Regions from separate parts of the Homo sapiens genome. Here region 1 is linked to region 2. A link is a loop called in an ENCODE intact Hi-C map of the cell type or tissue named here. Cell type or tissue: IMR-90. All regions are shown on one strand.

Region 1 (8,000 bases), 1.1 Mb after region 2:
TGTCTCCCCTTGGGCAGATTGCCAAGATCTCAAGTCCATTAGTTCATAACTTATCTTCTTCTGGTACAACTTCCAGTATTATTTGTAATGTTCTGGTTATTTTCTCTACAAAGAAATAAAAATGAATTAAAAATGCATGGAAATCAGAAATGCATTAAAAATAGCAAAATATGAATTATTTTGGGTTGAATACCAAAAACACACAACTGTCTACTTCATAGAGCACTTTCAAGAATTATTTACTTCATTAGAATTCTATCATGCTCAATTAATTTATTTGTCACTTCTGTAACTTCCCATGATGGCTTCTCAGCAAGAATACATTAATATTTTGCATTCAAATAAGGATTTTTATTCATGGACCAGAAGGGTGAAAATATTTTGAAACAGTAGGACCAATATATAAATAAATGTTTAAAAATACACTTTATATCAGTTTAAAATTGGTTTATTCTTTTTGCACCTATGAGATTACAATCAGTTCCTCAGAAGAATCTGGAGGAGAATCAGAATGTAATTTTCATTCTCTAACTTGTAACATGTTATTGAGAATGTTGTCTTATCTCCTAGGGCCTAATTTGCCTAATCAGTAGAATGAGAGACTAAATCAGTGATTCTCAAAGTGCGGTCCCTGGACCAACAAAATTAGCATCAACTACCATACTAGAAATGCATCTTTTCAAGCTCGATCCTAGACCTACTCAATTAGAAACTGAAGATGGGGCCTAGCAGTCTGTAATTCTGATAGACACAAAAATGTAGGAACTGAGGGCATCCCAAGAAAGGCTGGCTCCAGTGTTCAGAAGGAAGTCTACCTTTTTTCCTTCAGAACCATTGAGCTAGATGATTTCTAAGGTCATTTTATCTTAGCAGTTCTAGAACTCTATGACCTTGGTTTCTGGGGACATTAGTTCTTGTTTGCCTCTTTTTTTGTTTTGTTTTGATTTTTTGAGGCGGAGTTTCACTCGTTGCCCAGGTTAGAGTGCAATGGTGCGATCTCGGCTCACTGAAACCTCCACCTCCCAGATTCACGCGATTCTCCTGCCTCAGCCTCCCAAGTAGCTGGGATTACAGGCATGTGCCACCACATCCGGCTAATTTTGTATTTTTAGTAGAGACGGGGTTCCACCATGTTTGTCTGGGTGGTCTTGAACTCCTGGCCTCAAGTGATTTGCCTGCCTCGACCTCCCAAAGTGCTGGGATTACAGGTGTGAGCCACCATGCCCAGCCAGTTTGCTTCTTATCTTTGTAATGAATTCCTACAGAACCTTTTCAATGTCCTGCTAGTCCTGGAGCTGTTTACAGCCTGACCTCTTGATGGTTTCAGGCCCAGATAGTCTTTCATCTGGACATAGAGTCTTTCTCCTCATTCATGGCTTGTTATCTGTAATAGCTCCTTTCAAGCCATATTTAATGACATTTTAAAAGGTATTTTTTTCAGGCCGGGTGCAGTGGCTCATGTCTGCAATCCCAGCACTTTGGGAGGCTGAGGTGGGTGGATCACCTGAGGTTGGGAGTTCGAGACCAGCCCCACTAACATGGAGAAACCCCATCTCTACTAAAAATACAAAATAAGCTGGGTGTGATGGTGCATGCCTGTACTCCCAGCTACTCAGGAGGCTGAGGCAGGAGAATCACTTGAACCCAGGAGGCAGAGGTTGCTGTAAGCCGAGATTGCACCATTACACTCCAGCGTGGGCAACAAGAATGAAACTCCATCTCAAAAAAAAAAAAAAGTATTTTTTTCATCCTTTTCTTCTGTGTTTGTCAAAGATACTGTCCTCAGCCCACTAATTTTACAGTCTATATTAATTGTAAAGGGCCCAGCACAGTCTCGGTAAATTATAAACTCTGAGTGTTTCCTAAATAAACTGTATTTTACACAGCCGACTCTTTACATTGAGATGTAAGTGCAGCATAAGGGAGCACTCAAGAGCAATTAAAGCCCATATTTTCAGAAAAGGGAAATGACAAACTTATTCTATAAAAATAGGCATTTGTGGGAAAAGGAAATATTAATAAATAGTAAAGAAAATGTAGCTTAGACAGAGAAGGGGCTAGGGATACGTGACAGTAGTTTAAAACAAACAGAAAAACAAGAGATCTCAGGCATCTGCAATGGCCAGATGTAAAGCAGTGATGTTAAAGAGACATCATCTACAGCCCTGTCTCCCCAAAGAGATCCTCCTGCCCATAGCCTCCTGAACTAATCTCCATGACTGCCCTCCACACCCAACATGAAAGCCTTTTCCAAAAATGTTTCTCTATATTCAGGGACCCCCAGATGTCTGCTATCTTAGACATCTTGCTTCCGCATGTCATAACATTGCCTCCATTCAGACAAATGAGGAGCAACTTAGATCCTGCTGCTTCCCTAATGTGTCATTCTCCTTCCTAAAAGCTTGGTTTGGGTCCGTTATTCAGTAGCAGCACATGGCCATAGAATCTCTCTTCTGGTTTTGCACACTTTCTGCTATCTTTCCTCTTCCTTTGTGTTTAATCAGCCCTGTTGACAATATCCAATGTGTCTTTCTTATGTGATCTCTCTTGGAATCTCAGGATTTGAATGACTTTCATCGTAATGAAGGCTTCTGCAGAGTAATTGATTTTGACCATGAGTACCTGTTGAAGTCACAGCAACTTCTCCTTCTAGATTATCTTACAGCAGTGGACCAGACAGCAGTGCTCAAGAGAGGCAAGTATGTCTTTAAGGAAGCTTCCTGCTTGCCGGGGAAAGCTGCAGAGTATGTGGCATTCAACTGTCATGTCTACATCCATGTTGAAAAAGTCTTTCGGCTTTAAGGATAATCAACCCGCGGTACTCTTTCTTTAAATAAAGGTGTGTTAATGAGTCTGCATTTGGTGTTTTCAGTAACTGTAAGGTACAGGACCAAATAACAGTTGTAGTATTTTTAGCTTTACCTTTCATGTTCAGTAGTTATTCTTGAAATAATTTGAAACAACAACTGACCCTGCAAAATTTGATTTACCCAACCATACCTGGTACCAATATGGGAACTACAGCAAAAATTGCCACATTTGTGATGTGGCACAAGGCCATTTTTTTTCTGGAAGTCTTCATAAGAATAATAGTATTTTTTTAAGGCTACAAATATTTTCACAAGCATGATCTCATTTTATTCTTACAATGAAGATAGTTTGGACCCCTAAGAAATGTAGGCAAGCTTAATTAACTTACATATTGCACTGCAGTCTTTGTGAACAGTCTGTTAAATGCATTATTCAGCTGTCAGTGATTTAACATAAATGAAGTTATCTTGACCCACTGTATGCAGCATATGCTTTTAGGACTCTGGAGTTGCAAACTCACTGTCCACAAAGATGCATTACAGTCATTCTGCTGGTGTTTCCCAGTCTGATTTTTTATAATCAAAGATTTTGTTTAAATAAGGCTGTCCTCTATCTCTCTCCCTGAGCAGGAGGGACCCACTTCCAGTCACCTCACTCAACCCCGTGACAAGGTTTGGCTGCTAAATAGAGACAGCCAAGTAAAACAGCTGCTGTGAGTCCTGGCCCAGGTTTGCCAGGTCTTGCTATCTTTGTGTATTTGCATATGTCATTGGGGTATCCGCCCCTTTTTCCTCGCGTGAGAAGCTTGTGTTTCTATAAGTAAATAAATAATATAACTAACCCACCAGAAGAATAAACCACTCTGTCACAGATGGCAGAAAAAAGCTTTCCGTGTATCTCACCATTCCCTTAAGAGCATGTTTTCTTTTCTCCCTAGAAATGCTATCAAACAAAAAGTGGTTCAATACTGGCATCCTGTGGCTGGAGAGATTTATCAAATCTCTGAAAATCTCAGCTCCTTGGATTCTGAACATTCCCTGGCTGTCAGTTCTCAGCAGCCTTTCACCATTTTCCGAGTGCTATTTGGTTACCTCTCATTTTTCATGGAAACAACCTAGGTAAAATGCATTTTGATAGACTATCATTTTCACAGGGCTGATCTACTCATGCATTATCAGGGTAAAAATAAATGATAATATAAAGGTTTTGGAATTTTACCTAATGAAAGAACATGATATTAAATCATTGAACAAACTGCTCCAAGCAAAGGCTCTTGGTCTCTAAGTTCACATTGAGTTTCTCTCTAACAAAATGATCATAGAGTAGTTGGGAGAAGGGACAGGGCGCTGCTTCAGGATTTTGTTGTTTGTGCGTCTGTGTGTGAGTGTTTTGTTTTGGCCAAAGGCTAAGAAAATACTTCCTATTGCAGCAATAAATATTATGAATTTTCTTTATTTTACTACAAGAATGCTGCCTCAGAGAAAAATCAAACAAAATTACGGAGGACTGTTGCTTTTTGCTACTCACTTTCAAGGCAGCTATAAAGATAAAGAGTTACAATGATCGCAGTTTAAAAGCAGAATTGCCATGCTCCCTGGTAAGACTTAATGGCATTTTTGAGAACCAAATAACCATTATGGGACTACTCCATTGCTGCTAGTTTCACAAATGGCTAACACTAAATTTGGAGGCCTTGGAAATGTTCAAAACATCATTAGAGATAGAAAAATAGCAACAAACTTTAAAATTACATGAACACCAAAAGACATCAATGAAGGATCAAGCATGAAAACCGCTTGTTGAGATGAACTGACAAAGAAATAATACAAAGTACACACGTGCTTGTTAGCAAGAGGAAAGAACTATTAGAGTTGGCTGACTCCAAACAGGAGGAACAAAATGCCTGCTAAAGTGGGATCGAACAATGGCTTTGCTCTTTCATCATGCTCCCTTTCTTCTAGTCTAACTCTAGGACCACCAGCTCTTTCTTCCTCAATTCTCTTAATTTTCTGTGCTGCTCAGGGGTTTTAACTGTCTTGGTTAGTATGGGAGACAGACAGATTTCACAGCGATGAGTGCTAATCTATCCTAAATGTTAGCAATGAATAAAGCAACCCTAATGGTAAATGGTATTTAATAAGATCCCTTTTCCCTCAGAACAGGCTCTATATTTAGTGTCTAGAACACAGAAAACTTAAAAATATTCCACAGAAAGCTAGTGTGATCTGAGAAGAAATAGAGATTAAATACTCAGTTAAGGCAATCAGTGTGCCTGTGTCAGCCATAAAGCACCTCATTTGTATAGTAACATTTCTTTGGGGAAACAAAATCCAGATATAAATATTAGTATAAGATCTAAAGATGCAAAATTCCAATTGAATGCTAATAAAAGGTATTAATAAAACTCTGCTTTAAAGGACTGACTTCTCAATGAGTCTGCACAGCACACTAGAGATTCAATATGCATATCAAGGTTTTTGGTTGTTTGTTTTTTTAGTAACACTGGCATTATTTATTAATAATTTAACCAGAAATCTCCCCAAACTTTTAACTGGAATTTAAAAAATTAATTATGGTAAAGTAAGTAAATTAAAACAAAGAAAAAGTATGAAAGCTATGTTCTAAACTCACCACATTCACCAGCGAGAATAGATCTGCCCTTCTGGCTATATTTGTTACCTACCTATCTCTCTCTCTCTCTCTGTCTCTCTCTCTCCCTCTCTCTCTCTGTCTCTCTCTTTCCCTCTCTCTCTCTCTCTCTCCGCCCCCCCCACTTCCACAAGGGATCCAGTCTAGAAAGAGCATGAACTTAGAAGTCCAGCAGATGTGGGTTCAATTCCTAGTTCTATGGTTTAAAATACATACACTCAAAAATAAATTCTCCATTTTCCTGAGCTCTGGTGTTCTCATCTGGACTTGGGAATAATAGCACCTCACACATCAACCTTGTTGAGGATTGCTTGAGATGATCATGTAGGGGAGAGGACTCAGGAGAGCCTCTGACAGAGAGATATGCTTTCAACACAGGCTATTCATAAGCACCCTTCCTACCTAGTCATCTACTATGTTTTCTCCTCCCCCAGTTTAACTGGTCACCAAGTCTTGCTGATTTTTCCTTTTAGTATGTTTCACTTTCTCTCAGACCCTGCTGATACTGCCTGTCTTCAGAATCCCCCTCAATTCTCATCAGGATTGCTGCAGTAACCACCAAAGTCAATATTCTGTCTTCAGCCCCAACCTATCTTAATCCATCCTCATAACCCCCAGGGTGATTCTCCTAAAATATAAAACTGCCTGAGTTTGACTTTCAGCTATTCTACTTTATATCTGTATGACTTGGAACAAGTGACCTGAATTCTCTCATGCTATAATTCAAAGCCTATTAACTGGGGATAATAATTTTCCTACCTCAGTAGGATATTATATGAATTAAATAAAGTCTTGTTCCTCTCCCTGTGTCCATGTGTCCTCATTGTTCTACTCCCACTCATGAGTGAGGACATGTGCTGTTTGCTTTTCTGTTCCTGTGTTAGTTTGCTGAGAATAATGGCTTCCAGCTTCATCTATGTCCCTGCAAAGGATATTAACTCATTCTTTTTTATGGCTGCATAGTATTCTATCATATTTATGTGCCACATTTTCCTTATCCATTCTATCATTGATGGGCATTTGGGTTGGTTCTAAGTTTTTGCTATTGTAAATAGTGCTGCAATAAACATACGTGTGCATGTGTCTTTATAGTAGAATGATTTATAAACCTTTGGGTATATACCCAGTAATGGGATTACTGGGTCAAATGATATTTCTGGTTCTAGGTTCTTGAAGAATTGCCACACTGTTTTTCCACAATGGTTGAACTAATTTACATTCCCACCATAGCACATGTATACCTATGTAACAAACCTGCACGTTCTGCACGTTTATTCCAGAACTTAAAGTAAAATTTAAAAAAAATTAAATGAAGTCATACATGTGCACTCACATGTGGAAGCTGCTATTGTTCTCTCCATTGTTCTTGTTATTATAATCCTTCATGAGTCACCCTTCCTTTTAAGGTAGCGTACAGTCATAATGTTTAAGGCATTTGCAGGCCACTGCCTAACTCCCCAACAAATCTCGTGTCACTCATCAAGTTACATATTATGATATAAAATCACTAAACTGCATTCAAACTAGAAGGAAAATAATTAGGTTAGTAAAGGATTCAAAGAGAGATTAGGTCGATTAGAGAACTACTGATAAAATTTCATCTAAAACAAAGCTGTTTCTCCTAAGAAGTGATTACAGCAGCCCAAACTAATATCCAAAAGGATTCAACGGCTGTACCCTAAATGTCCTTCCTGCCAAAAAGCAGTTCCAATTAAAATGCCATAATGTTCTCAAATCAATTGTGCCACTTACATTTTTAAATGTTAAGTATATTATGTATGCACACCTTTATGGGTTTTCTACATGGTGTTGCACAATGTCCTGAAAGTATTTAAAATTCTTACCCGACATTATTCTAAACCACCTGGGTTTCTTGTCCCATATAATAAAGAGATAATACGCAGGGACTCCAGTCAGAGTGATGACGAAGCCAATCCCTGTACTAAATGGGTCCGAATAGAGGGAAAGGGCAACCATGAAGAGGCATGTGAAGGAAAACAAAGCTGGGATGAACAGTGGCACCTGGAACACAGAACACAAAAAAGTCACTTCAAACATGTTCAAGCAACAGAAGCTGGGTTTGAGATGAGCGTGTCAGTCATGACATATACTTTAGTGATATGCTGTAGTCATGCGACCAGGTAACAGGCACCAACGTGCCTTAGTAGCAAAATCTCTTTCATGGTGCACAGATAATGTATTAAACGTACTCCCTTAAATGTAATTCAACTTAATTTAAATTGTTTTTAAATCTTTGGCTAGAACAAACTCTAAGGACAAAAATGGATACTTTATTAGAGATGTTCTGTTGGAATTATTTTACTAGTTAAATGCCATGATGATTTATGGTTTTGATTTTAAAAGACTGGCTCTTTGATAATTATGATTAGAACCCACTTTAATGTGGAGTCAAGAGCACCGGCTGCTTGTTACATGTTAAAGTCTTTCAGTGCATATTGATTTTTCTGTTGAGATCCACAATAATAACTGACAGGAATAAAACAAGCCAACTCCTATTCAACCGCTAATAAAGATGCCAC
Region 2 (8,000 bases):
GTCTCTCTCATATTCAGTATGCCTTGCATGGGCAGTACCAAACAAATTTCCATCAACATTGATAACTGTTAATTCCAATTAGCAGCTATTCCAGCCATATTACTGCATAGGGTAATTTGATACATGATTCCTACTTTCAGATGAAAGAAGGCTCAGAGATAAAGCTGCTCTTGTACTTGTCATTATTTGTGATCCCGATCCTCTACAGTCTTTCTATTTCCTAAATAGCCCTTTCCATTTGGGCAAATATCTGTGCCCTGGTACTTTTTATAGCTACTTTTATCAGCACTGTACTCATTTATGTTTTTATTTTTTTGTCTGATTTCTCCCTCAATATTTTCTGCGTTCAGATTTCATCTGGCCCATCTAATGCTGCACCTCTGCTTATTTTGTATTTAAATACTTCTCATTCAATTTTATATTACATTTGGATTCAGGATGAAAGAAAATCAGTCCATTAACTACAGATCATGATTGCAATTTAGCCTTAAACTACTTAGCTTTAAAACAAAACAAAACACAGAACTGTTGTTCAGAATTTATCTTACTATGTGTTTTACTAGCTATATTAAAAATATCTCTATTAGAGACTTATACAGATTCTGATGTAGTCTATTAAAAATATATAGATGAGGGATTATATTGCCATTTCCTCAGGTCTTTAAGGAATTAAGAAGCATATAGACTAATGAATGACTAAAGAAAACATGATACATATACACAATGCAATATTATTCAGCCATAAACAATAAGGAACGCCTGCAACAGCATGGATAAACCTGGAAGACGTCATGCTGAATAAACTAAGCCAGGCACAGAAAGACAAATACTGTATAATCTCACTTACATGTGCAATCTAAGAAAGCTCAACTCATAAAAGTAGAGTAGAAAGGTGACTTCAGGAAGTGGGAAGGTGGGGGACGTGGAGAGATGCAGGTAAAACGGTGCAAACTTTCGATTGCTAGATGAATAAATTCTGAAGCTGTATAGCATGGCAACTATAGTTAATAATACTGAATTGTTTACTTAAAATTTGCTAGAGTAGATCTTAACTGTCTTCAGCATGCCTCCCCCAACACATAAAATAGCAACTATGTGGGGTGATGGATGTGTAAATTGATTGTGGTAATCATTTCACAATTTAGACATAGACTCAATAATCATATTGTATATTTGTAATATATTGAAATTTTGTCAGTTATACCTTAATAAGGCTGAAAAATAAATATAATGATCTAAACATGTTTTAAAAAATGTATACAGACTTTTCGCCAGTTACTCGATCCCCACTTGGTAAATCTCAAATGATTATACACTGTATTCAAAACTACTAAATGTAGGTTTTACTTCTGGCATGAATACTAAATTGCAATATGATCTTATACAAGCTACTTTATGTGCATGAGCAATTTTTTTAATTAGTCAAATGAGTCCATAGTCATATTCTACTCATTGCATATTAAGAGAATGCAGATGCCTATCCAAAAAAGAATGATGAGGAAAGTACTCTCAGAAATACGCTATCATGTAATATACAAATAGTATTCACAGATTTTAAAAGGCAAAGTCAGTGAGTATTTTATATCAAATTCATATTTAAATATATAATGGTGGCTGAAGACAGTATCACTAATATATTCCAAGTATTTTTGCATAGGTAATATTAATTAAAATTCAATTTCAAACCAAGAGGACACCATTTTGTGTCAATATAACTCAAAACTAATTATATTACTTGGGATTTTAAAAAATAAAAGATTATAAAATTATTAGCAAGCATATTATCCTTATTTATATGCTCAATAATAAATGACATATTTGGCTTAAAGTATCTTTCCAGTTTTATTTGAAATATTAAGGAAATATATCTCAATCAACTCTTCGCTGGGATCTCCACATGTCTACAAGAAAAAAATCTGTAATCAATGAAAACATATCTGTCTGGATTCAATAACTAGAACTTGGGTGTGATTATTAAAATAGTTTAATTATAAATTTAGCTTTATTCTTCAAGAAGAAATAAATAATAAAAGAATTTGGTAGGCTGAACATCAGATAGCTGTGAACTTTAATTGCAAGGTAGGCATTTTGCAGTGTTTGTCTTTCTGAGAAATATTTTACTGTGATTAGGTAGAATTCTTAGGATATACCATCACTAGTTATTATATAATTGTATTATTTGTGTGTATATTTATGTTAATATTTTGCTTGCTTTGATTTGCTTTGGTTCACTTAGAATAGTCAAATTTTATAAAGTTGTCAGAATTACTCAGCGCAATGGTCAGTTTTATGTGTCAACTTGGCTACACCATGGTACTTAGTTTTTAGTCAAACAGTAGTCTAGATGTTGCAGTAAAGTTATCTTTCCGATGTGATTAACAATTAAATCAATAGACTTTGAGGAAGACAAGATTACTCTCCCAAATGTGAGTGGGTTTCATCCAGTTGGTTGAATGCCTTGAAAGGAAATTTGCCTTTAGATTGCCTTTGAGCTAGAGACTAAAACATCAATTCTTCCCTGGGATCTCAAGCCTGTCAACCTGACCAGGAGATTTTGAACTTTCTAGTCCTAATAATAAAATAAAATAAATCAATCTCTCTCTCTCTGTCTCCCTCTCTCTCTCTGTCTCTCTATCATCTATCTCTCTCCCTCTCTTCCTTGAGACACACACACACACACACACACACACACACACACACGCTACACCCCATATTGGATATTGGTATTGTTATTTTGGAGAACCTCGACTAATACTAATGGCTAATACACTAATACGTATGTGTCTGCCAGACAGAGAGAGAGGAGAAGGAGGGAGAGAGATGGAGACAGAGACAGAAGTAGAGCAGCTATTCTTGTTTATTTGATCTGTTTCTTTGTAGCAGGAAATATTCAACATTCATAACTTCGTGCACAGAGCAAAAAAATTAGTTGAAATGAAGACAGAACTGATTGTAAACTGTGTTATTTCCATTCCAATAAGTTCTTATAGGATTATTAGTGAGTATTTAAAGAAATCTACCAGCCATAATCAAAGCTATCAAAAGGAGGAATCCAATATATCAAAAAAGGAAAATAAACGTGATAACGACAGCTTTTCTTTCCAAAACAAGTAAGTAAAAGCCAAAGTAAATAGAATATCCTATGCCACGGCAGCAGGTAAATGCTTACCACGTTTTTCTAAGAATAAATGTTCTGCACACATTGATAATTTATATGTTTTTGGTATGAACATCTGTGGTTTAATCATTGTTTTTGCAGTAGAGCAAATGTAAAGCATATTTTACCTTAATTAAATCATTAAAGAGAAAATAGCCAAAAGCATAAGGCTTTTGAGAATGCTGATTTTAACCACATCACTAGGAATAGAATAGTACCTTGTTCTCTTTATAGCTGTGTTATAGCTCCCTGAGTAATTCAATTACAGTACAGCATTGAAGCCTATCTGCATAGTATTAACTGTAGTTAAGCTTTCCAGTCTCTAGAGGTCTCTGTACATCACTTTTTCACTCACTGCCATCCTTGCAGGAAAACAGACACTTCAGCTTTGTCTGGACAGACTGCAGCTCTCCAAGGAACTTAAATGTTTCACTACTGTGTTTTTCCCCATCCTCATATATTCTAACATAAATTAAATTATAAGGCTTTAGGTACAGTCAAAACAAAAGAGAAAAACGTTTTCTATTTATTTTTAAAATTTTTACAAGGAGAATGTTTCCTTTTTGTGATTATCTCAGGTGTCCCTATTCTGAAACTGTTTTGGCTACCTTGTTTCCGAAAGTGTACATAGTACTCATGATTCTGTATAGTATTATATATAGTACACAGGGTTTAATTTGACAAATATTATTTTCATTTATAAGTGCTTTAGGATGAGAAAGACATTTATTAATGCCACAGTTCTTCGTGAAATTACCTCGAATGCAGCACGAATATTGAATTCAACACTTGAAGATGATCGGCTCTTTCATTAACATTCTCATTTTTTACCAAAACTTTGGCACACCATCAGGGAATAAAACTTGCATATAAATTAGCATCTGCCACTGTGACTCAAATCCTGAAAACGGCAAATAAAGTAGAACCTTGTCTTCAAGGCTTAAGTTTCATTTTGCTTAGTTTCTTTAATAAGATTGGACAAACCCCTCCCCCTAGGATTCTGGTTTATGGGGAAAGCTGCGTCACGTTGTGTGACTTGCAAAGCTGGTCATATCTGTCATTGGGGGTTGGGGACCAGCAGGAGGCAAGCAGCATATTTTGTTATAGTAAGCAAAAAACATGAGTCAATGGGAGATCTAACAGTGCTGGGGCAAAGTTTTGACCAGAGTTCTATGCTATTGAAAAATGCTATTTTGGACATATGTAAAGTTATTTTCTAATTTTTGGTGACACTCAATATTTATGATCAAGTATCTCTTTTATTGCAAAAGTTAAAGCTTAGGATATATTGGACACTAAGAATAATACATATATAAACTCATCTAATCCTCATAACAATTCATCTTGTAGGTAGTATTATTAATAACTTCATTTTAAAGGTGAAAAAACTGAGGCAGATAAAGCTTAATAAATTTTCTCTTAGGGCTGCGGAAGTAAATGATGGAGCTGGAATTTAAATTCAGTCTGTTTTCAGAACCTGGACCCTTAACACCTAGATTCAACCACCTCTCAGGTAGATATATCCTTCCACAAATGAGGAGAGACATGGAATCAACCAATTGAATCAGCTGAAGGAAGTGCCTTGCCAAGTTTACGGTTGAGACCAGAGGCAAAAAAGAGAGAGCAAAAAACAGTGCAAAAACTTCAGAGGCTTTCTAATCAATAGCATCTCTGACAAAATGGCTATTTGATCCAGGTATTGTGCCATTAACTATAGACTTTTCTCTGCTTGGAGCAAAATATTAAAGTAGTATTCCTTCTAACGTCTTTTTTCTTTTTTTTTTTTTTTGAGACGGAGTCTTGCTCTGTCGCCCAGGCTGGAGTGCAGTGGCGCTATCTCGGCTCACTGCAAGCTCTGCCTCCCGGGTTCATGCCGTTCTCCTGCCTCAGCCTCCCAAGTAGCTAGGACTACAGGCGCCCGCCACCATGCCCAGCTAATTTTTTGTATTTTTAGTAGAGACAGGCTTTCACCGTGTTAAGCCAGGATGGTCTCAATCTCCTGATCTCGTGATCTGTGCTGGGATTACAGGTGTAAGCCACCGCGCCCGGCCTCCTTCTAACATCTTACTGCAGAAGAGATGTCATCTATTTTTTTCCTTTCTATAGAAGATAAAAGAGATTGAGAAAGAGAAAGAGAGATGTAGAGAGATTGGTGCCACATCTACACCTGTTTCATTGGTCTGTTTCTTTGTAACAGGAAATATTCAACATTCACAATTTAGAGTATGGAGCAAAAAAATAATTAAAATAACTACAAAATTGATAATATTTGTAAGTGTGGTATATCAATATTTTGTGATAGAAAAAACAAAGGCATGAGTTAGCCAAAGTTCAAATAAAAACTTTCACCTTTGCTTTTTGTGTGACCTTTGGTGACTTCCTTAGTTTAATTCCTAGACCTCTCTTCTATAAAATGGGAAAAAATATTAATAACAGTGCCTCCCTGATAGCATTGTGAAGATGAAATAAAATAAAATTGTAGCAGAATGCCAAGTAATCAATATTAACTTTGATACTACTGTGTTGATAATGGTAATATCTTACATTTAGTATTTATAATTAAGCTTGTTATTCATCATGTGAACAACTGTCACAATCTTCTACTTGTTCCTGTTCCCAAGATGTTCTTGCTGATTGTCAGTAGATGACTTTACAACTTATTTTAATGAAAAGGCTCAGGTGCCACCAAGGAATTTAGAATATGGCCTCATATTCAGCAAGTTCCAAAATGTTCTGCCACAGCCTTTGCTCTTGTTTCTCTCGCATTCTGGTTCGAGTTAATGTGAAATTTCCCACATCCTTGCTGATAATTACTGATCTTAAAACTAATTCTGGTCCCTCTGATACACCAAAATATCCATGGACAAAAATACATAAAACAATTTTACTCCACAAATGAACTTTACTTAAATTAGCAATATTACTATGCTCCAGGCTTTAAATCTAAAAATCGTCTAAACCATTTGACTGTTGAGTCGCCTTAATTACTTTCAATTATCATAAAATTTTGACGTTTTTTTAAATGAAATATTTTATTTTCTCATTTTCTCCACACTAGCAGAAACTGTTCACATGCAGTTTATTACTACCTCAAATACACAAATTGAAATGATGCCTTACTTAGATAAGAAGTATTAATTAAAGACCTGATATTTGGCCAATTACTTTGTGGGTACTGGCAGCTATAAAGACAAATCTAATATAAAAGTTTAGTTCTTGTTTTCAAGAAGTTTAAAATTTATGTTCAGAGACAAAAACTACAAATACAGTAAGCTATGAAATAATATAAGTTCTAAAAGAAAGTAGACTAAGGGAAAAATTCATCATTACTATTGAATGGAAGCTTTACGTTAAATCTCAGGCAGTAAGCAAAAGTTTTTATTTTGGCCTCACAATATAGATAAAAGTTGGACAAGCATAACTGAAGATCAGATTTCTCCATGAAGAATGCCATGTAAACTAAAGCTTGGTAGAAAAACCATGGCTGCACGCTGTTTAGCTATGAAAAATATCTTTACTATTCTATTTTGAAGCAAATTTGAAAGCCAAAAAACTAGATAATTTTAAGATAGGTAAACATGCTTTTGTTCATTTGTTTTGCTATTATCTCATGAAGCAAGTAGAAACATGAAAGATCACACTGTCTAGTACTTACAAAATAAAACTCCTCCACGCATGAACACAGTTCCCCAAAAAGACATTTGGGGGAAAGATGAAGTCTCTTTAGGAATTTAAAAATTACAAAAAGAAAAACATAACCTGTCCAGTGTCTGTAAATTGCTGCAGAGTTCGTAACATAATCTAAATGAATGTGATTGCCATATTTGTGTATTTCTAATATATGGAAATATTGAGACAGATTTCATCCAATAGCTGCATAAATTTTCCTGAAAATATGCTAACATTTAAAATGGAATAAAATGAAATGAAAAGATAGATAGTCATGTTCATTAATCTTATGTGTGAAAATAAACTCCATCATTGCCCTCTATCTGTACAGCCAGGATGTAAGATCCTGCTTATACATATTAAATTTACATACTTTTCTATTCTGGCACTTGCCCATTATTTGGCACCGCAGGGTGTCTTAAATAACTCTGGCCTAATTTAAAGAAAATGTGCGTAATGATCTCTACAAATTCTTTCAAAATATAGAACTCTGAATAATCTTTTACATTTACTTAATCAAAAGATATTTAAGTAGATAACAATCAGTCATCTGTAAGATCTCAAGTTTCTGCAATGTTAGTTTTTATTTATTTGACTTTGTTTTTGTTCTTACTCCTCCATCCCTTGCAATTTAATCTTTAAATAACCTATTTAGACATCTCTGATATTAATATTTCTCTCAGAAAATATGATTTTCTGTGCAGGCAAATTGGATTTTCAATGATATTATTAATCTTTCTACAATTTCCCAGTCTTCTGGCTCTGATTTCTTTAATTTATAAACACTTGTATTTTTTCTATGTCCTTCACATACTAAACAGATAGATTTTCTATTATAAATTGTGAGCTTTGCAAAGCAAACGTGAATAGCGATTACCTATAACCTTGCAATCTTTATATATGCACACCCACAAAGAAATTTAAATATGATTTCTTAAATTTACCACAGAAAATGTATGACTTGAAAAGAGCAGTTATCTCCACCCTTCACTTTACCCACACACATGCACAAATTATCTTGGTTAAATTTTCTCACAGATTTTAAATTTTCTAAACACAGAAGACAAGAGTGAGGTAGGGAGCAGGCTGGTTTGGGTAAGTAGATAATAGTAGATAAGTAGGTAAGTAGATTACAATCAGATTTGTGGAGTATATTTTAAATTGACTTTAATTT

The links. Peaks named below come from ENCODE experiments on the same cell type or tissue, not always from the same donor. Only the 100,000 strongest peaks of a DNase experiment are listed, where the experiment ranks them.
Region 1: a loop joins it to region 2, with 5 times the contacts of the local background. A loop is called at or near these places in 18 of 110 quality-filtered maps.

What each region holds. Positions count from the first base shown.
Region 1 is chr4:138,171,913-138,179,912 of GRCh38, forward strand. It overlaps SLC7A11 (solute carrier family 7 member 11), which reads right to left. Exons shown (of 12, transcript NM_014331.4): 11 at 7,305-7,482; 12 at 1-105. The coding sequence ends at 44. SLC7A11-AS1 (SLC7A11 antisense RNA 1) reads left to right here. Exons shown (of 7, transcript NR_038380.1): 6 at 2,560-2,695; 7 at 3,749-6,265. Among named protein-coding and RNA genes, the nearest start is that of LINC00616, 45 kb to the left of the region's middle. In IMR-90, a CTCF peak has its summit at 3,790; a DNase peak (open chromatin) is centred at 3,649; H3K27ac peaks cover 880 bases.
Region 2 is chr4:137,120,997-137,128,996 of GRCh38, forward strand. All of the region lies in intron 1 of LINC02511 (long intergenic non-protein coding RNA 2511), which reads right to left. Among named protein-coding and RNA genes, the nearest start is that of LINC02510, 69 kb to the right of the region's middle. In IMR-90, a CTCF peak has its summit at 3,480; a DNase peak (open chromatin) is centred at 3,515; H3K4me3 peaks cover 484 bases; H3K27ac peaks cover 184 bases.